Regions from separate parts of the Homo sapiens genome. Here region 2 is linked to region 1. Evidence: read pairs that join two places in POLR2A ChIA-PET (ENCODE). Cell type or tissue: Caco-2. All regions are shown on one strand. Links, peaks and the distances in the headings refer to the core of each region. The heading gives the core; the rest is flanking DNA.

What was found. ChIA-PET counts read pairs that join two places held together with the same protein. Peaks named below come from ENCODE experiments on the same cell type or tissue, not always from the same donor. Only the 100,000 strongest peaks of a DNase experiment are listed, where the experiment ranks them.
Region 2: POLR2A ChIA-PET joins it to region 1 with 7 read pairs; 5 of 35 experiments call an interaction of 5 or more read pairs at or near these places.

Annotation. Positions count from the first base shown.
Region 1 is chr7:102,019,512-102,030,302 of GRCh38, forward strand. CUX1 (cut like homeobox 1) reads left to right here. Exons shown (of 24, transcript NM_181552.4): 3 at 8,587-8,634. Among named protein-coding and RNA genes, the nearest start is that of CUX1, 210 kb to the left of the region's middle. In Caco-2, for the core only: no CTCF peak of the experiment used is centred there; a DNase peak (open chromatin) is centred at 5,460.
Region 2 is chr7:101,894,613-101,905,403 of GRCh38, forward strand. All of the region lies in intron 1 of CUX1 (cut like homeobox 1), which reads left to right. Among named protein-coding and RNA genes, the nearest start is that of CUX1, 82 kb to the left of the region's middle. RefSeq lists enhancers at 1,200-1,700, 1,701-2,201, 5,729-6,228. In Caco-2, for the core only: no CTCF peak of the experiment used is centred there; no DNase peak of the experiment used is centred there.

The sequences.
Region 1 (10,791 bases), core at 1,078-9,077:
ACCATGCCCGGTCTCATCATCAGACAAGTCTTGCAGATCCCCTCTTGATCAGGAACTCAGGGGTCCCCACCTGCAGCTTCAGGGTACCCCTCGCTGCTTACCAGCAGGCACCCTATGTTGAAATCCTGCACCCTCATCTCAGTTCCCAATCCCACCAGTCCCCCAAAGCCAGCCCTTCCCGTGGTGGAGTTGTACCACGTACCACGCAAAAGCCACAGCATCAGCATTGGAGACTCTGCCAGGACACGGAACGTGTTTTAAATGGCACAAAGACATTTAAATGGGAAGAAATTATAGCAGGAGTGAGTTTATCCCTTTCAAGATAATCTTATTTAATAACCAAAAAACTCACAAAGATGTGCATTTTATCCGACTACAAAAGCAGCGTGGCGGGTTATATATTGTGGTAATTACATGTTTGGGGTTTCATTCCTCCTTTAAACCAGATTTCTTTTATTTCAGAAAATCAGCCATTGTAGAAAAAGACTATTCATTTATTTCATTGCTGGGTGGCCTATACACTGTAAAAATAGGTCAAGAACAGTAATCTAAATTGACTGCTGATAAATAATTAAAGCTAATGGAATTTTTCTCAAACCTGTGAACTAAAATCTTTGAGAAATTGCCAGGACATACTTACTGTCTGCTGTTGTATAGAAAGATATTTTTTATTTAATACTTGAGTTTCAATGCCATTTAAAATTACCCTTTTCTATCACAAGGACTGGAAGGAATATGTGTTCATCTATAAAAGTAACCAAAGGAACGATGCCGTGTTGATGGTTATATGGTTCATCTTCAGATGAGATGGGAAGTGACGGTTTCAGTATCCTGGAACAAAAGAAACATCATTTTTCACTGAACTGGATTTTAAGTTGAGGTCTACAGTCCACATATCATATAATATATATTGTCTTGTTTTTAAAGACTCCATACCTGGTCTGAGCTCTTGTATACATTGATAAGGGAAACTTAACAGCTATCTAACGTGACATCCAGGAAAATAAATACTAAGAACATTTTTTCTTTCATTAGTAATTACTGTTCTCTCATTGCTGCTACCAGGACCTTATAAAAAGACATTGGGGTCAGGCGTGGTGGCTCACGCCTGTAATCCCAACACTTTAGGAGGCCAAGGCAGGTGGATCCCTTGAGGTCAGGAGTTCAAGACCAGCCTGGCCAACATGGTGAAACCCCGTCTCTACTAAAAATACAAAAATTAGCTGGGCATGGTGGCGGGCGCCTGTAATCCCAGCTACTTGGGAAGCTGAGGCAGGAGAATTGCTTGAACCCAGGAGGCAGAGGTTGCAGTGAGCTGAGATCGCGCCACTGCACTCCAGCCTGGGTGACAAGAGCAAAACTCGGTTTGGAAAAAAAAAAAAAAAAGAAATTACAAAGTGAGCTAAGACCAGAGGAGAGGGGAGAGGCAAGAGCGGAGAATTACCCCAGATGAGGGAGATCTGGAACAGAAGGTGACAACAGGCCAAGCCACAGGGCCAGGTCCCTAAGGGTCCCCACCTCTAGCACCATTGGCAACAACCTTGTGAGAGTCAGAATCAAGTCTTTCAGAAGTGACCCAGTTCAGCCCCTCACTACCCCCACCCTGCCCTAGTGCTCTTGGAAAGACTACATTGTCTCCGAAGGAGAAAGGGTCCCACCCCTGAACTGTCACTGTACAGGATGGGGTACCACCAAGAGATGTTGTACCTCTTAAATGCAGTCAGGGTTATTTCCCAGAAAAGTATCCAAGTTACTGTAGGATGAAAAAGACATCCAGAAAAACCTGGATTATCAGATTTTTTTTTCCCCCATTTGGAGACAGGGTCTTGCTCTGTCACCCAGGCTGGATTACAGTGGCACAGTCATAGCTCACTGCCATCCCAAACTCCTAGGCTCAAGCCATCCTCCACCTCAGCCTCCAAAATAGATAGGACTACAAGCCTGCACCACCATACTCACTAATTTTTGTATTTTTTTCTAGAGACGGGATTTCACCACGTTGCCCAAGCTGGTCCCGAATGCCTGGGCTCAAGCAATCCTCCTGCCTTGGCCTCCCAAAGTGCTGGGATTACAGTTGTGAGCTACCAGATACTTTTTTTTCTCTTTTTTTTTTTTTTTTTTTTTTGGATGGAGTTTCCTGGGTTGAAGCGATTCTCCTGCCTCAGCCTTCTGAGTAGCTGGGATTATAGGCATGCACCACCATGCCCACCTAATTTCGTATTTTTTGTTAGTAGAGATGGGGTTTCTCCATGTTGGTCAGACTGGTCTCCAACTCCTGACCTCAGGTGATCTGCCCGCTTCAGCCTCTCGAAGTGCTGGGAATACAGGTGTGAGCCACCACACCCGGCCCAGATATTTTAAAAACAGAAATGACTTGATGACTTTGGAGATGTGTTTGTAATTCACAGCCTCCTTCTATGTGTGCATTGTGTTTGTGCTGATTCCAGTGAGCCTCTCGCTCCTGCAGACAGAGGTGAACCTCCATGCAGCAGCTCAGCGTGTCACCAGCTCTGGGTCCCTGGCACGCGACTCTGGGATATGGGGAGTGGAAGAGAGCTCATGGGAATTGGGAGCACGAGGCCCTAAGATGGAGCAGAGCCTTCCAGAGAGGGCTCGGGAGTGTGTGTGTTACGACTCCCGCTCGTACGTTACAGGTGCAATTGAACACTGCATGACGATTTTGTCTCTATTTTGCTTTTACATCAGAATGGTTTCCTCCAGCAATTGGCATTACCTAGAAAATTCCTTAATAGCATTTTGCTGTTCAGTTCTCTGACCTAAAAACTGAGTTGTGAATCAGCAGTTTCGAGAATAATGGAAATACGGCCAGACACAGTAGCACACGCCTGTAATCCCAGCACTCTGGGAGGCTGATGTGGGTGGATCACTTGAGCCTAGGAGTTTGAAATCAGCCTGGGCAACATGGCGAAACCCCGTCTCTACAAAAAATGCAAAAATTTGCCGGACATGGTGGCGCATGCCTCTAGTTCCAGCTGCTCGGGGTGCTGAGATGGGAGGATTGCTCGTGCCCGGGAGGTCACGACTGCAGTGAGCTATGATTGAGCCACTGCACTCCAGCCTGGAAGAGCGAGACACTGTCTCAAAAAAAAAAAAAAAGAAAAGAAAAAGAAAAGAATGGAAATCCTTCCACATAGAAACCTCTCTGTGTAAACATCATTTATTTGCTGTGTACTCAAAGGAGAGGAGGTTGACATGAGCTATTTTGGCTTTTGCCAAAAGGCATATGATTGGAATTATCTCAAGAACATCACTTTCTGTGCATTAAGATGTTTGTTGCTTTTTGCCCAATAGATGGGATGGGATGGAAACAAGGTGAAAACATCACTGACAAACCTGAATTAAGTATATAACTGAATTAAGTGTGTAACGTGTAACTTGAAGTAATTAAGTTTTAAAACATGGCCGGGTGCAGTGGCTCAAGCCTGTAATCCCAGCACTTTGGGAGGCCGAGGTGGGCAGATTACTTGAGGTCAGGAGTTCGAGACCAGCCTGGCCAACATGGTGAAAACTTGTCTCTACTAAAAGTACAAAAATTAGCAGGGCGGGGTGGCTCGCACCTATAGTCTCAGCTACTTGGGAGGCTGAAGCAGGAGAATCGCTTGAACCTGGGGGGTGGAGGTTGCAGTGAGCCGAGGTCACGTCACTGCACTCCAGCCTGGGTGACAGAGCGAGACTCCATCCCCCTCCCCGCAAAAAAGTTTTTAAACGTGTTCACTGCCTCCTTATCATTTGTTCCACTGTGGTTTTGGCCAGCCTGAACCCCACTTTTTCCAGTTTATGACCACAAAGAAGGATTGTGCGGGTGTGCATGAGGACCAGTAAGTGGCAGAGTCTGCATTTTCTGGTGCTGTCCAGACAGCAAAGAGTGCTGTGTTCTAGAAAGACAGTAAATCGTATCATGTCCTTGCTAACCGACGATGGAGAATTCTGTGGGTCAGAATTGAGCATCTTTTTTGAGACAGAGTCTCTCTCTGTTACCCAGGCTGGAGTGTAATGGCATGATCTTGGCTCACTTGCAGCCTCAACCACCCGGGTTGAGGTGGGGAGCCTCCCAATGTGCTGGGACTATAGGCGTGAGCCGCCGTGCCTGGCCAGAATTGAACATCTTTGTATCTTTCTTCTTAGTTTAGTACAAAACTGAATAATATTTGCAGGCAGCAGAATTGGATCGGGAATTTCTCAAACTGCCAAAGATGAAATTAGAATGAGTGATTTTTGGCTGGCAGCTTGAAGTACATATATATCAGTTTGTGTATGATACGTGTGAGTATGTAGTGGTTTTTCCCTCTTCAACTGTCTTTAAATATGTGTGCGTGCGTGAGTGTGTGTACAAACACACGTAGCTTTAATATCAAAAAGGTTATTTTTGTAGGTCTGTTAGGAGACATGAATATGCTCAAAAGGGAAAAAAATACATGGATAGGGTGAGAGGAGTTTGCTTTATTTAAGGACATGATAAAAGGCATAGCCCTTCTGCCTTTCTGGAATGCTGTAACAGAATATAGAAATAATTGTATCATCTCCTGTACTTCTCAGAGCTGGTGTTTGCGTGAGGCTGGCCCTGTGCCAGGTTGGCAGGGTTGGGGGTAACCCAGGAGCATGCCTGCTAAGGCACACTGCCATTCAGGGCCTGGCCTTGCCCCTGCGCCCCAGCCCCCTGCTCTCCTCCATCCAGCTCTGCCCTCTTCCATTTCTCTGCTACAGTCTGAAATCTCTCAGCCACACCAGCTTTCTCATTCCATGACCTCATCTGACTTGTCTCCTTCCCCTCTGAATCTGAGCCCTTGTTAAGCCTTTTTTTGTTTTTTCTTTGAGACAGAGTCTCACTCTGTCACCCAGGCTAGAGGGCATTGGTGCAGTCTCAGCTCACTGCAGCCTCTGCCTCCGCGGTTTAAGCGATCCTCCCACCTCAGCCTCCTGAGTAACCTGGACTACAGGCATGCACCACCACGCCCAGCTTATTTTTATATTTTGAGTAGAGATGGGGTTTCGTCATGCTGGCCAGGCTGGTCTCAAACTCCTGACCTCAGGTGATCCACTTGCCTCAGCCTCCCAAAGTGCTGGGATTACAGGTGTGAGCCAGCGTGCCCAGCCATAGCTATTCTTCCATTCATTCCCTCATGCACCCTTTCCATGTCTTTTGAGTCCCCACTGTGTGCCAGGCCCCATGGTCGTTTTCCCTGGACCCTGCTGGGATCATAGTAATCTTCCCCCATCATTCTTTACGCCTTCCACACTCTTTTCCCTTGTTACCCTTTGTGTTATATGTTGTCCTCTACCTTTCTGAAAAGCACAGTGGGTGAAATGCGGTGATGTGTTAGCTTCCTGTTGCTGCTGTCGCAACCTGCCATGCGCCGAGTGGCTTAAAACAACAGAAATTTATCATGTGACAGTGCTCGAGTTCAGGAGTCCAAAGTGGGATGGATTCCCCAGGCTGGAATCAAGGTGTCAGCCAGAGTTGTGTTCCTATTAGAAGCTCTGGGGGAGAATCAGTTTCCTGGCAGTTTCCAGCCTCTCGCGCTGCCGGCATTCCTATAGCATTCCGACCTCTGCGTCGGTCCTCAGATCTCCTCTGACTCTGAGCCTCCTGCCTGTCTCTTACTAGGAGCACTGGGATTACACTGGGCCCACCTGGATAATCCAGGGTCATCTCCTGACTCATGATCCCTGACATAATCCCATCTGCAAAAGCCCCTTTTACCATTGCAATCTAACACATTCACAGGCGCCAGCTATGAGGACGTGGTTATCTCTGGCGGACTATTATTGGTGCTGACCACAGATAGCCTTATTTATATAAAAAGAGATTGGTGGCCAGGCATGGTGGCTCACGCCTGTAATCCACAGCACTTCAGGAGACCAAGGCAGGCATATCGCTTGAACCTGGGAGTTCAAGACCAGCCTGGGCAACATAGTGAAATCCTGTCTCTACGAAAAATACAAAAACTAGCCGGGTGTGGTGGCGCATGCCTGTGGTCCCAGCTACATGGGAAGTTGAGGTGAGAGGATCCCTTGAACCCGGGAGGTGGAGGTTACAGTGAGCCGAGATCATGCCACTGTACTCCAGCCTGGGTGACAGAGCCAGACCCCGTCTTAGGTGGGAAAAAAAAAAGATTGGTAAAGAATCTGATTATTTTTTGTCCTGGAGCCTGGTGTAAAAAAATAGAAAATCATCTAGTTGAGGAAGTAACAGGATTGACTTCTCCAAGGAAATAATGGTATCACGTTTAGAAATGCATCCTTTGGAACAGTATATAGTTAAAAGGGAAATTATAATGCTTCTTGACCAAATGTTTCTACAGGATCACAATACAAAATAACGTGGGCTGTGATGATATTTGTCAAAAAACTTGTGGTACAGTGGCCAGGTGCAGTGGTTCACACCTGTAATCCTAGCACTGTGGGAGATCAAGACAGGCAGATCGCTTGAGTCCAGGAATTCAAGACCAGCCTGGGCAACATAGCAAGACCCTTATCTCTACAAAAAAATAAGAAAATTAGCAAGGCATGATGGTGTGCGCCTGTAGTCCCAGCTACTTGGGAGGCTGAGGTGGGAGGATCGCTTGAACCCAGGAAGTTGAGGCTGCAGTGAGCTATGATCACACCACTACACTCTAACCTGGATGACAGAGCAAGACCCTGTCTCAAAAAAACAAAAGCTTGCTGTACAGGCCTGTCCTGTAGGTCCCTCTGCAATGATGGAAAAATTCTGTGTCTGCATTGTTGGAAGCAGTAGCCACCAGCAACGGGTGGCTACCGAATCCTTGAACTGTGGCTAGGGTAACTAAGAAACTGAATTTTCCAAATTTATTTAACTTTAAGTTATATTTAAATATAAATAAGCACATATGGCTGTATGTGTTGAATAAGAAGACTTTTTCATCTGGGATCTTGATAGGTCTTACTTAGGAAGCCTCTGATAAAATAATTTGCAGAGTTTTATTTCTAATGGCAAGGTCAGTAGCTTTCCTCAGATTCTCAGAAGGCTTCATCAACTAAAATGTAGGCCTAGCCCGGTGGCTCATGCCTGTAATCCCAGCACTTTGGGAGGCTGAGGTGGGCGGATCACCTACGGTCAGGAGTTTGAGAACAGCCTAGCCAACATGGTGAAACCCCGTCTCTACTAAAAATACAAAAATTAGCCAGGCATGGTGGTGGGCACCTGTAGTCCCAGCTACTCAGGAGGTTGAGGCAGGAGAATCACTTGAACCTGGGAGGTGTAGGTTGCAGTAAGCCGAGATCTCGCCACTGCACTCCAGCCTAGGCAACAGTGAGACTCCGTCTTTAAAAAAAAAAAAAAAAAAAAAAAAAACATAGTTTCAATGCCTAAACTTTCAGTAAATAAGATATTATCTTAGTCGAGTCTTTTCAAAGTTTTTGAAGCACTTTCTCAGTTACTTCATTTTAAATAAAATGCTCTGAACAAGATCATAAGCATGCACCTATGGGATGTCCTGGTGTTTCGAAATGGGCACTGGTGGCATGGGATAAAATTTATTGTGACTCTGTCAGATGTGGATTCAAAACAGGCTGTATCTCCGACTTAACAGTGCATTAAAATGGCAGCTAGGGCCGGCCATGGTGGCTCATGCCTGTAATCCCAGCACTTTGGGAGATGAAGGTGGGCGGATCACCTGAGATTAGGAGTTCCAGACCACCTTGGCCAACATGGCAAAAACCCATCTCTACTACAAATACAAACATTAGCCGGGCGCCTGTAGTCCCACTTACTCGGGAGGCTGAGGTGAGAGAATCACTCAAACCCAGAAGGCAGAGGTTGCAGTGAGCTGAGATCTTGCCACTGCACTCCAGATTAGGCGACAGAGCGAGACTCCATCTCAAAAAAAAAGAAGAGGCAGCTAAAATACAGTGCAGTGGCCCAGGTCCATTTCAGATAGAAACAGCCAGGCAAACCCCCCATTCTAGTCTATTTTATTCTAAGCAGATTATCTCACTTAGACTGACATCAGCAAAAGCTTTAGTCTGTAGCACATTCAAAATGAGGTATATGTGACCAGGAGTTAGTAGAAATAAAACATCGTTGTAGGCCAGGTGCGGTGGCTCACACCTGTAATCCCAGCACTTTGGGATGCTAGGGTGGGCACATCTCTTAAGCCCAGGAGTTTGACCCTCGCCTGGACGACATGATGAAACCCTGTCTCTACAAAAAAATACAAAAATTAACCAGGCATGGTGGCGTACGCCTGTAGTCTCAGCTACTTGGTAGGCTGAGGTGGGAGGATGACTCTAGCCCAGGAGGCAGAGGTTGCAGTGAGCCAGGGTTGTGCCACTGTGCTCCAGCCTGGTCAACAGAATGAGACTCTGTCTTCAACAACAAGAACAACAAAGAACCACCTCGTTGTATTCTTAAATAAGTTTAAATCCTGAAGCGCCAGTTGGCGTTATTGATGTTTTAGGAGTGCAGGAATGGGTGAGGTCCCAGGCTTGCTTTAGATAGTGATAATTAGCACTGACTGCCACGCTGTTTTTAGGAGGCCTTAACCAATGTTTCCCTTCTTTCTCCTTCTCAAATGGCTGCTTCCTGACCTCCGCCTCCTGCTCCAGGATTTGCGCAAGCAGGTAGCGCCGCTGCTGAAGAGTTTCCAAGGAGAGGTAAGCTTTTCTATTCATTTTCTATCCTGAGCCACCCTTCGTGGCTAATTGGTCTTTTTATTCACATTAAAGAAATGCTCCGGGCAAAAGGTGCTGCCCAGATGGTGCCTTCCCGGCTGCTCCGACCCAGCGTCATGCAGATTTTGCGCTCTGTGATGTGATTTTCCATTGGGTCCTTGGTGAAAGCCCTCCTGGAAAAGGAAGCTATGCTCAGAATACACAGAGCTGTGGTGGATTGCCAGCAGAAGTGCCCCGTGTGTGGTTGCAACAGGCAGGTTGTTGGCGCTACGGCCTTCAGGAGCCCATGCATCCCCTCTAGGAAGTCGCCTTGTCCCCCTGAGCTGGTCTGGGGCTGCCACTGCCATGAGTGTGTGCCATAAGTGTGGTGCTTTGCTGAGAGGCTGGCGGGGGCACAGGGAGGCCACTTGATCACAGGCTTGAAACACAGAGCATCTAGCAGAAGCCACGAGGAGCAAGCCTAGGCTCAGTAGAAGGAAGTGGTTTCTAACGGATCCTTCCAGAGAAGGACGGAGCCATCTGGCAGACGGCACGTGGGTGGCAAGTCACCTGGGACATCCGCCCTGGCTACCTGTTAGCGGGAACAGCAGCCATAGAGGGGACTGGGCTCCACGTGAGTGACACTCTTTGCCAGCCCTTTGTGTGAAGATTCAGTGATGTTTAGAAAACCAGAAATTATATTATTCTTGCGGATTTATTGAATCTCACCTCTTTAGCTTCTCCCGACGGAAAAACAGAAAGTGGAATCATAGCAGGCTGATAAGGAAAGGAAACGAGACATTTCCAAAGCCCCTGAAAGAGCCCATATTGGTACAGTCTTAGGGATTTTTTTTTTTTTTTTTTTTTGGCGACAGAGTCTTGCCCTGTCACTCAGGCTACAGTCCAGTGGTGCAATCTAGTCTCACTGCAACCTCCGTCTCCCAGGTTCAAGTGATTCTCCTGTCTCAGCCTCCCCAGCAAATGAGATTGCAGGTGTGCACCACCACACCCAGCTAATTTCTCTATTTTTAGTAGAGATGCAGTTTCACCATGTTGGCCAGGCTGGTCTCGATCTCCTGACCTCAGGTGATCCACCTGCTTTGACCTCCCAAAGTGCTGGGATTACAGATGTGAGCCACTGTGCCTGGCAGGGATTTTATTTTCTTGCAACTGCTAAGTCACAGGGAACACATGGGGGAAGGGACAGGAGAGATATGGCCGTGAGATACAGGAGAGATATGGCCGTGAGATACAGTAGGTTCCTCTTGGGACACAGGTGATGTGGGCCTTATATATGGAAGGCTGGGTTCCTGGTCCCAGAGCTCTAGAGCAAGTTGTCGGGCTTCCATTTGGGAAATTCATCAACTGGGAGCGAGAGCAGGGAGTGAGTGAATGAAGGAGGCCAGGGCGATTGTAGCCAAAGACAGAGAGGCGATTTCAGGACATCAAAAGGGACCAGCGTAGAAAGAAGACACAGCAGTTGGTGATGGCTGGAAATTTTCGAGGGCAGAACAGTACCCCTCTCTTCTTATGATCTTCTTCCTGCCTCATTCAGCCCCCATGCACGTAGCTTGGTCCGGCCAGCAGGACACCTGCATCCCAGGGCTTGGATGGACTTGAACAGTCTTTTTCTCAGAACTTCATCTCCAAGCCCGTAGTTGATGAGTGAGGCTGTTACCTGACACCTACCCACATTTGATCTTACCTGTTCTGTTACCTGTCCAGCGGCTTTTGGGAGACCCACTGGCTTCCTAGTTCTCTCGCTCAAAGAGTTCAGTGTGCTTTCTAGGTGTTTGCTTGTTTTTCTTTCTTATTGAAAAATTTCAAAGCTGTGTAAAAATGGAAAGATTAGTACAGTGAATACCTGTATGCTTTTTTTTTTTTTTGAGACAGATTTTCACTCTTGTTGCCCAGGCTGGAGTGCAATGGCACAATCTCAGCTCGCTGCAACCTCCGCCTCCTGGATTTAAGCAATTCTCCTGCCTCAGCCTCCCAAGTAGCTGGGATTACAGGCATGTGCCACCACGCTCAGCTGAGTTTTGTATTTTTAGTAGAGACGGGGTTTCATCATACTGGTCAGGCTGGTCTCTCATTCCTGACCTCAGGTGATCCGCCCGCTTCGACCTCCCAAAGTGCTGGGATTACAGGCGTGAGCCACTG
Region 2 (10,791 bases), core at 1,609-9,608, 120 kb before region 1:
ATGGCGCAGGTTTTAAAGAGTGGAAGTGCTTTGACAATGGAATGCCCAGTACAAAGCAGTTTTTAGGCTTTTGCAGCCACTCAGATTCATAACAGCACGCTTCAATTCTGGTCTTAAATAAAACTCTCATGGAGTAAATAAATCATATGGTGGGGACAGCACTGCTGTGGAGGAGGGTACTGTTTAAGCATTTTGGGGGTTCCTGAAAGATGTTTCTCAAAGTGAGCGCTGGAGAGGAGTACCTGGTTTGATTGTTGAACTAAAGTGTGGTTTCTGTAACCCTAGGGAGTTCTTCCCTAGGTATGATTGAGCTCCCTGAGTGCTGGGATGGTGACCTCCCCAGCCTGTCTCCAAGTCTGAGTACTGGTCGGCTTCCTAGACTCCTTAAAACGCTGGGTATTTTATTTAATTAATTTATTTATTTTTGAGATGGAGTCTTGCTGTGTCGCCCAGGCTGGAGTGCAGTGGTGCGATCTTGGCTCACTGCAACCTCTGCCTCCTGGGTTCAAGCAGTTCTCCCGTCTCAGCCTCCTGAGTAGCTGGGATTACAGGCATGCACCACCACGCCTGGCTAATTTTTGTATTTTTAGTAGAGACGGGGTTTCGCCATTTTGGCCAGGCTGGTCTTGAACTCCTGACCTCAAACACTGGGTATTTTGGAAATCATGTGGGAAGTGCTTTTCCTAGAGTTTTGTAGCTCCTCAAAAAGGCAGAACTAATCAACCAGGCTTCCCCATTGTAGCCACAGTTGGATCCCAATGGTAAGGGCCATTGGGAAACCAATGGTCTGGGTGAGTCTGGCCTGGGACCCTGGCATGGGGAAGAGACTGGACTTGAAGGCTTTGGATGGGCAGCTTGGTCTGGACAGTATTGGAAATAAAGGAACTTGAGACTTTGAAATTGCTGTGATGGGGGTGTTCTCACCTGTCCATAGGGGTGGGATGTCAGTAAGCTTTGCCGGTGTCTGTCCCATAGATAGACTCAGCTCTGCATTGCAGCCCCAAAAGGAGCCTGCATTCTTAAAAGAATTTTAGGGGAAGAAAGATTTAAGAGAGCACCTGAAGTCCTGAATCCCTTCAGAAGGAATTCATGGCTGCCTGTAGTCAGCTGCCAGTCCAACCTTGCCCTCCAAAAGAAGTCACAGAGATTGAGTTTTCAGCGAGGCAGGGAGAAGTTGTCACATTTGCCTAATTCTTGTAGAGGTGAGAGTGGGAGTAAACTGGAAGGGGGCGGATTATTGGTGATTTGGGGGCCACGTTTCCTTGTATCACCTGTAAAGTTTTTTTTTTGTTTTTGTTTTTTTTTTTTTTTTTTGGAGACAGGGTCTTACTCTGTCATGCAGGCTGGAGTGCAGCGGCACAATCACGGCTAATTGCGGCCTCAACCTCCCCAGACTCCCAAGTAGCTGGGACTATAGGCATGCACCACTGCACTTGGCGTATTTATTTATTTATTTATTATTTTTTCGAAGAGACAGGGTCTCCTTATGTTGCCCAGGCTGTTCTCAAACTCCTGAAGCAATCCGCCCACCTCAGCCTCCCAAAGTGCTGGGATTACAGGTGTGAGCCACCATGCCTGGCTCACCCATAAAATTAAAATGAAAAGAGCAGACCACAGCCAGCAGTCTTCCGACCTCCAGCTCTTGCAGGTCGTGGGCAGCCTTGCCCCAGGTGCAGCAGGTAGGCCAGGAAGCAGGTGTGGGAACAGAGCAACAGCAGGCACCGTGGGGACATGCACAGTAAGCGTCGAATCGGTGTGCGTTTGCAGAAACGTGAATGGGTGAATGAAGGGGTGTATGAAGGTATACACAGGAACGCCACAGTCAGCTTTGTGTAAAGTAGACCAGTGAACAGATTGCTGGTATTGCTTCTGACAGCTCTGCTCCTCAGGGGAAAATGGTGAACTCACTTTAGAACTCGCCTTTGTCAGCTCCAACTAGACTCTGGAAGGAACACAAATGCTCAGACTTTCCCATGACAGACTGTGAAGCAAAGCCAGTTACACAGCTACCGTCACTAATATTTTTGGTATAAAGCAGTTGCTAAAATTAATTCCAGTCTGAAACTTGATGAATTCTCAGTCATGGAATTAACAGGTCTTAAATGGGAAAAATAAAAAATTAGCTTGATTAAAAATAAATGTTTGTGCTGAAATGTGGAGCCTGTCTGTCCCTAACAAACTAAATATGAAGTTTTTCATCTTAGAGGATTTGTTTGCCTTTGAGTATTCATAGGGAAAGTGCACGTTTGTACCAGAAATTTAGAGACGCACTCCCAGTAAGTTCTTACGAGCAGTCAGTATTATCCTTTTTGTATAAGGCAAGCAGTCAGTCCCTATGAAGAGTAAGATACAAGCCTGGCTCAGCAGTGGCCCCCCTGAGCCTATCTGATGTGCAGAAAAGTCACGCACACACAACTGTCTTGAAGGGCAGCCTCCTTTCAGCCAGCACCCATTTACTCCCTCTTATTAGGCCTTCCTCTGAATTTATATCAAGCAAACTATTTAGGACGCATCTGCGAAGCAGGAAGTGTGTTTCATTTTGTTTTTAATGAGGTTTCAAACTCTCTCTTCCCATCTCTGTCCCTGGATGACAGCGCAGAGTTTTACGTCATTTGCTATTAGACATCTTGTGGCTTGACATCCTCGAAGGCTCAGCCACCCCTGGGTGTGTTTGGTTAATACAGCAAGTGAAGCCTGGGCAACATATCGAGGCCTCATTTCTACAGAAATTTTTAAAAAGTAGCTGGGCATGGTGGCATGCACCTGTCGTGTCAGCTACTTGAAAGGCTGAGGTGGAAGGATTGCTTGAGCCCAGGAGTTCAAGCCCGCAGTGAGCTATGATCGTGCCACTGTACTCCAGCCTGAGTGAAGGGCGAGATGTTGTCTCTTAAAAAAAAAAAATAATAATAATAAAATAAAGAAAAGAAAAAAGTAGAGGTTCTGTGCTTAGTTAGAAGATATCTAACAACACAATTGGTTAGACTTTCATAATTATTTCTGCTGATGTAAGTATCACAGCGCAGGTCATGGGCAACAGTTTACTGTTTTCACACCCAGCTTCAATGTTAAATGAACCCCAGACTATAGCGTGACCAGTCTGATATTATCATCCCCAAATCTTTATAGTTTCAGCTCTTGGGATGGATGACTGAATAACCATTTTTTTTCCAGTGTGGTAGTCTTAGGGTTTTGCTTATTGGTGTGTGTGTTTCAAGAGGAACCTCTGTTCCTTGGACTTGATGTGAGTGGCAAGTCATGTAAAAAGCTGGATTTTATCAATAGTTTTTGTCTAAAAACCAAAACCAAAAAATTCTTCCCCTGCAGTACCAGTGCTTGAAATAAACCACCCTCCTACCCCCACCCAGCTTGCCTGCGTGGATCCAGTAGCACCCCCGGTACCCCGGTGGGCCTTTTTGGCAGCCCCGAGGGGTCAGGGATCTAGGGGGAAGAGTCACCGCAGGGAGCGCAGATGTACTTGGAGTGGGGAATGGTTGGGGGGGACCCATTCCCCTGCTTTAAACCGCAAATGTCTTTTGATATCTAGTAAAATTGGCAAGCAGAATGATTGAAAACATGTGAGAGGTAACTGGATCTAAGTCTCAAGTAGTACATATTTGAGAAGTTTTCCCCAATGTAAAAGTCACTCTTTAAGAGCCTTAAACTAATAAAAACAAGGAAATTCCATGTTACGGCTGCCACTCGGCCTTTTCATTTTTATTCCAGAAGTCAGATCTGACAGGTCAGCAGCTCACTGGCTCTGGGCTCCCCGTGTTTAAAGCAGTGGGGACGAGGAGAAGAACTGGCAGCCGCCGGGACGGGGAAGTCTCCAATGCCATTCAGTGCCAGGCTCGTAATTCCCTCTTAGTTTATCCTATTTTCTCTTCTTGGGGCGGCTTCCTGTATGTACTTTATTCACTGAAGCTGCTTCAGGATTCCTTCAGAGACTATTCTTGTTTCTTTCCATTTCTGTGTCTTTTTTTTTTTTTTTTTTTTTTTGAGACAGAGTCTTGCCCTGTGGCCTGGGCTGGAGTGCAGCGGCGCGACCTTGGCTCACTGCAACCTCCGCCTCCCGGGTTCAAGTGATTCTCCTGCGTCAGCCTCCTGAGTAGCTGGGATTACAGGCACGCACCACCACACCTGGCTAATATTTATATTTTTAGTAGAGACAGGGTTTTGCCATGTTGGCCAGGCCAGTCTCGAACTCCTGACCACAGGTGATCTGCCTGCTTCGGCCCCCCACAGTGCTGGGATTACAAAGCATAAGCCACCGCACCCGGCTAATTTCCTTTATAGTTACACTAGCTTGGAAGAATAACATACTGAGTGGCGTGGAAGGCGTTGGTGCACATAGGTGCAGCATCCCAGAGCCCCGTCCACTGGCGGCTATTTGTGCATGGCTGCCTGTGGCTTCTTATCTGTGATGGAACCTCGTGGGCAGAGAAGTGGCTGGAGAGCATCACCAAGGCTGCCTGGTCCAAGTTGCTTCCTGTTGCTGCATGGGCAGTGTTCTGGGGTCCAGACCCTGGGTGGTAGTGATAAGATGGTGATGGGGTGGAGTGGGTCCTTATAGATCCCACATTACTGAGCGGCCTTTTGCCCTTCAAACCAGATCACAATCCCCTCCCTGCCAGTTGGTCCTCAAGAAATCACAGGAGGCTGGGCGCAGTGGCTCACGCCTGTAATCCCAGCACTTTGGGAGGCCAAAGCAGGTGGATCACTTGAGGTCAGGAGTTCGAGACCAGCCTGGTCAACATGGCAAAACCCGGTCTCTACTAAAAATACAAAAAAAATTAGCCAGGTGTGGTGGTGCACTCTTGTGATCCCAGCTACTCGGGAGGCTGAGACAGGAGAATCTCTTGAACCCAGGAGGCAGAGGTTGCAGTGAGTCAAGATTGGATTGTGCCACTGCACTCCAGTCTGAGTGATTCTGTCTCAAAAAAATAAAAAAATAAAGAAGTCACAGGAGGCCCAGCATACAGAGAACATCAGGTATAGAGAGATGTCCTTCCTGGGCCAAAACAGGTGGTGTCATTTTGCTGAGTTTGATAGAGAAAAAGTCCTGATGTCTGTGTACATAAGAACTCACGTCTAGAGTTCGAGAAAAACCGGTGATGAGAACTTGAACTTGGAGGAGTCACAGGGGGATCAGGAAAGCTTGGTAATTGGCATGAATTTCCTACCTCCAGGGGCCTGGCACAGAGACCTAGGATGAAGAGGGGGCCATCGAGCATGGTGTGAACTTGGAGAGTGTGGGGAGCTGCCCCAGCCGAGGGCACTGGATGGGAATTCATGCCAGAACCCCATCACATAGCGGCAGGAGCTGTAATTGTGCTTCTTAATTGTGTATCTTCATTTAGTGCGAGTTTAGGTGGTTAGCAATAGCTCTTTAGCTAGCTTTACAGAGTCTAAGTTAAAGAGCCCCTCAGCTATCTTGTAGAAAGCGCCCTGGACAGGATGGGGTGATGCTGACAGCTGGAGTCACTGTTCCAGCGCCCAGAATGGGGAGACTAGCAGCACTTCTGGGCAGCCCATGAAGCAGCCTCTTCCCTCTGCCGGTGTCCCTCATGTCCAGCAGAGCTAGAAGTGAAACTCACTGAGGATTGACGCGGCCCCTTTAAAATCGCATCTCCGCTCTTGGCACCAGGAGCTGTCATGTAGTGTAACCTGTTGGTGCCCAGAACCCAGGTTTCCTGGTGGCAGCCAGCGGTACCGGTGCCAGGAGGCAGCGAAGGAATCACTTGCGACGCCCGCTCTCTCTGCCATACGAGTGTCGTTCTGCGGGGCCATCTGGCTGGCAGCAGCTCTCAGCCAATGGCAGGATGTTGTAAACCTCACTCGCTGAATGCGGCACCGAAAATCTTGAAAATTAACTGCAAAAATAAAATCAAAGCTGGCTCCGAGATGGTATTTCTTGGCCTGGCATAAGCTCTCCGGATGAACTTGCTCTGCCTTGTTGATAGATGCCTCTTACTAGTTTGGTTTTTTCCCAGGAGCCAGTTGGCATCTTTTAACTTTTCCTTGTAAAATCCAGGCAGAAACATTTTGAGAGCTTTCTGGAGTTTTTATTTGCTAATTAAAATGTGAGAAGGGAACACAGCCACAGGTAGAGGTCTAGTGCAAGCCACAGCTGTGATTCAGAAGAAGAAAAAAAAAAGCCAAACCTGACAGTTTCAAAATGAAGTTATTAGCACTTCACCTATAACTGTGATAGCTTTTAACTTGCAGGATCCTTCTCTTAGGCACCACCTCCCATCCGAACCCCAGAGCATATGGGAAAAGGAGCTAATGTGTGTAAGTTGCAGGATACTTAATCACTGAAGAATCTAACAATGATAACTACTATCTCTCTGGAACTTTTTTTTAACTTAGAAGAGTATGTCTTGTTCTGTTTATATATCACATAGTTTTCCAACGACCCTGGGAGGTGAGGTAGGTGGTATATTTTACCAATGGGAAAATCGATGCTCAGGAAGTCTTGGTGACTTGCTCAAGTTCCCATAACAAGAAGCTGCTGAATCCAGGATGGAACCTGGTCTACCCCAAATGCCCCTACTGCTTCCTAGGGCCCAGTAATGCCCCTGGGTAGGGCGGGCCCAGCTCTGGAAGAAACAGGGCTATACAAAAAATCACCCAATATTGGGTCACCAGCCTTCTTCTACTTGCAAAATAATTAAGCAAAATCTGTTTTTATTTGTTTTTGAGACGGAGTCTTGCTTTGTCGCCCAGGTTAGAGTGCAGTGGTGTGAACTTGGTTCACTGCAACCTCCGCCCCTAGGGTTCTAGCGATTCTCCTGCCTCAGCCTCCCGAGTAACTGGGATTACAGACTTGCACCACCACGCCCGGCTATTTTTTTGTATTTTTAATAGAGACAGGGTTTTGCCATGTTGGCCAGGCTGGTCTCGAACTCCTGACCTCAGGTGATCCACCTGCCTCGGCCTCCCAAAGTGCGGGGGTTACAGGTGTGAGCCACTGTGCCTGGCCACAAAATCTATTTTAATTCTGCAAGTTATAAGCAGCCAGTGGCCCACCAGGCCCAGCTGTACGTTCCCAGGGACCCCCCAAAGCGTATATGTCCCGGGCACACACACACTAGGTGGTTTGTTTTGTTCCCCAGCAGCCCGTGTCTGCCCGGGCAGATGTTAGTGGCTGAGAAACCCCAACAGGGAGTGAGCCACAGGCCCGCGGGTGGCTTCCCTGCCAGTGTTCTCCTCGCGAAGGGGAAGGGAGCCCTTGCCAGAATGGCTGGTGCCCTAACAAATTGATTCCTGCCAAACAATAGAAATAAATATTTTCAGCAGACAGAAATGTTGGCTCTGAAAGCATTCAAATTAAAGGCTTATTTCTGAAACAAATACTTTAGGAGGAAAACATTTTTACCAGCGCAGATGAGATCAGAGCTATTCCTTTTGGCAGTGGCAGGACTATTTTGAGACTCAGCCACAACGGTTTCCCTGCCCCGTCTCGTTTTTCACTGATGACCTCGCCCCCTGTTTCATGGAGACAGGGAATTGCATTCAGCTAGAGGCATGGGGAAGAGATGGTGGCATGGTGTTCTGCAGAGAGCCTCAGTTGGACAGTCGGCCGAATCTGGATTCAAATCCAGGCCCTACCTCTCCTGCTATGATTTCGACAAAGCCGGTCAGTCATCTGATCATCAGCTTCCTCAGTCTGTGAAATGGGGCGGTACCTCCCTTGCAATGGTTAATAGCGTTATCCTCAGGACCTGGGGGTCATTGGAGGCCAGCACTGTCCCTAGAACTCTCTGTGTTGATTAAATGGTCTCTACCCGCCCCAGCAAATATAATTGCCACTAGCTACATGTAACTGTTGGGCCCTTGAAGTATGGCAGCTGGAATGGAGGGAACAAATTTTAAATTTAACTTAGATGAAATGTAATCCACATGTGGCCACTGGCTACCATTTTGGATAGTGCAGTTCCCATTCATCCCTCTCATTTCATTAGTTGGTCCCTGGAGCCAATTAATTGGTTGGAGGGTCAACCCACTACAAATCTCCCAAGTCTTTCTCTGTGCCGGATGCAGCTGTGCGGAGTTGGGACCTGTCTGTTGTCTTTGACATCCGTCTTCTGTCCTGCAGACGGAGCAGTGGGGCAGTGCCATCGAGCTGGGCAGAGGAATTAATATCTTAGCCATCAACTGCCCAAATCAACCTTCATGGGCATCTTTTAATTTTCTAAGAGATGGGGTCTTGCTGTGTTGTCCAGGCAGGACTCGTGGGCTCTTTCCGCCTCAGCCTCCCGAGTAGCTGGGACTACAGTTGTGCACCACCACACCCCTCTGATATTTCTTAATTTTAATGGCTGATGTTTCTTAATTTTAACAAGTTCCCATATGTCTCATGATGTATGCTAAGTATAAAAAGAATAATAGAAGGCATGAAGTCAAGGGGCCTGTTTCCCGGGCATTTGTTTCAGTGGTGAGTCACATTCATGCGAAGCCTCGGTTTCCTTATCTGTAAGACCAGATCAGCAAACCACCTGTGGCTGCCTCTCTCCCTGGTTGACCCCGAGGCCAAGAGGAGGGGCAGGGTCAGCAGCCGGCCAGACCTCAGTAGCCCCTCCCCATCCTGGTATGGGGGAACACAGGAGGTAGAAAACAAGTGACCTACACAAGGCGGGTGGTGGCGGGGGAGGTCCCACTTTAACAGGAGGCAAGATGGCCGGGAGAAAGCTATGGGGAACCCAGGCAAATGGAGATGAGCAGACCCCAAGAACCGTACCCTAGGGGGCTGGCTGGGTCGGGGGAATTAGGGTCCTTTGGGCTCCTTGCAGAGCCGAAGATTGTAGTGGGGAGCACTGCGTGTGCCTACAAGGCTGAGCCTGGCAGGCAGAATTATGTGTTGTTTTGAGATAACAGCCACAACAGAGCAGTAAAGAATACTGCTTATAAAACGGACATTTTTTTGTAGCTCAAAAATGGTCAAATATCAGTAATGTCATGTGGTTTGAGTAATCCATAAAGCAGAGCCCTTCTCGTTAGGGCTGAGAATTATCCTCCCCTCTCCCTGCCACAGAGCCGGCCACGTGGCCTGCCCCGGCACCTGCTCCGCCTTACATGTCATTATGCGTCTCCGAGACAGCGTCTCTCACATCTCACCGTTTAAATGAGCGTCTAGCAAGTATTCTATGGAGTGCAATGCTTGTTGGATACATCTGGCATTTTCATCTTCGCAGAGTGGGTTTGTGACGGGGTGAAAAACAAAAAAACAAATTCTTGATTCTTGATGGAAATCTCTCAGTCCTGAGAGATTTATAAAAAAGGCTTGTAGGAAAACTTTGTACGCGTAGCTTTTATACTCATAGACCAAATTATAATTTTTTATTCAATCTTATTTTCTGAATAGGTAACGTGTTCACTTGGTCTAAAATCAAAATTTTAGCCAGGTCCGGTCACTCGCACCTGTAATGGCAGTACTTTGGGAGGCTGAGGTGGGGGGCGGTCACTTGAGCTCAGGAGTAACATGGCAAAACCGTGTCTTTACAAAACACACACACACACACACACACACACACACACATTAGCTGGACATGGTGGCACGCGCCCGTAATCCCAGCTACTCAGATGGCTGAGGCGGGAGGATTGCTTGAGCCCAGGAGTTCGAGGCTGCAGTAAACTGTGATTGCATCACTGCACTCCAGCCTGGGTAACACAGTGAGACCCTGTCTCCAAAAAAATAAAATTTGTATGTTTATATACTGAGAAATTTTGTCTCCGCCTCTGTCCCTTTTTACCCCTACTGTCTACCCTAAGTCAGTACTGTACTTCTGTTCATTTTCTGGGGGTGTGCTGAACAGATTCAAGAGAATAGCATTTCCATGGAAAGGCCGCAGCTTGTAAGTTTCACTTGAATTTCCGTGATTGGGAGTTAATATCAAATGATCTCTCAGAATCAAGAAATACTGATACATATCAAATGTATAATAACATTTTGAGAATTTTTTTTTTTTTTTTTTCAGACAGAGTCTCACTCTGTTGCCCAGGCTGGAGTGTAGTGGTGTGATCTTGGCTCACTGCAACCTCTGCCTCCCGGGTTCAAGCGATTCTCCTGCCTCAGCCTCCCAAGTAGCTGAGATTGCAGGCGCCCACCACCACACCCAGCTAATTTTTGTATTTTTAGTAGAGATGGGGTTTCACCATGTTGGCCAGGCTGGTCTCAAAGTCCTGACCTCAGGTGATCCCCCTGCCTTGCCCTCCCAAAGTGCTGGGATTACAGGCGTGAGCCACTGCGCCTGGCCCCATTTTGAGAATTAAAGGAACATGGGCACGTAATCTTTATACGAGGTGGAGTCAGATTGAATAGCAAGAGGAAGAGAAACTGACATCCACGCTCATTGCACTGGGCGTTTTATGTGACTTAATCCTCATAGCAGCTCTATGAAGTATGTATCAGAGGGTGTCCCCATTTTACATTAAATCACTTGCCTGGATCACTCAGCTGGGGAGGGTGAGAGCCAGGTGACCTACCCAAGGCTGTGTCTCTGGGTGGGGGGCTCAGAACCTCTCTCCCTCGTTTTGTAGTAGCCAGACATTGTCTCGTATAAACTATGGCAACTGGAAGTGAACCAGGTCTTTTCCTGCCCTCTGATTTTGGTGGAAAATGTGACCTACCCAGGAAAAGCACTATGATTTTAGGAGTTTAGGTGCACAAAGCTGTTTTCCAAGCATGCTCATTCTTCTCCCAATTTGGGACTCATTGCTGCCTCTCTGCCCTCATCTGTGGGGCCAAGGGAGCTGGAGCGACAGCCACAGCAGACCGCTCTGCATCCCTGT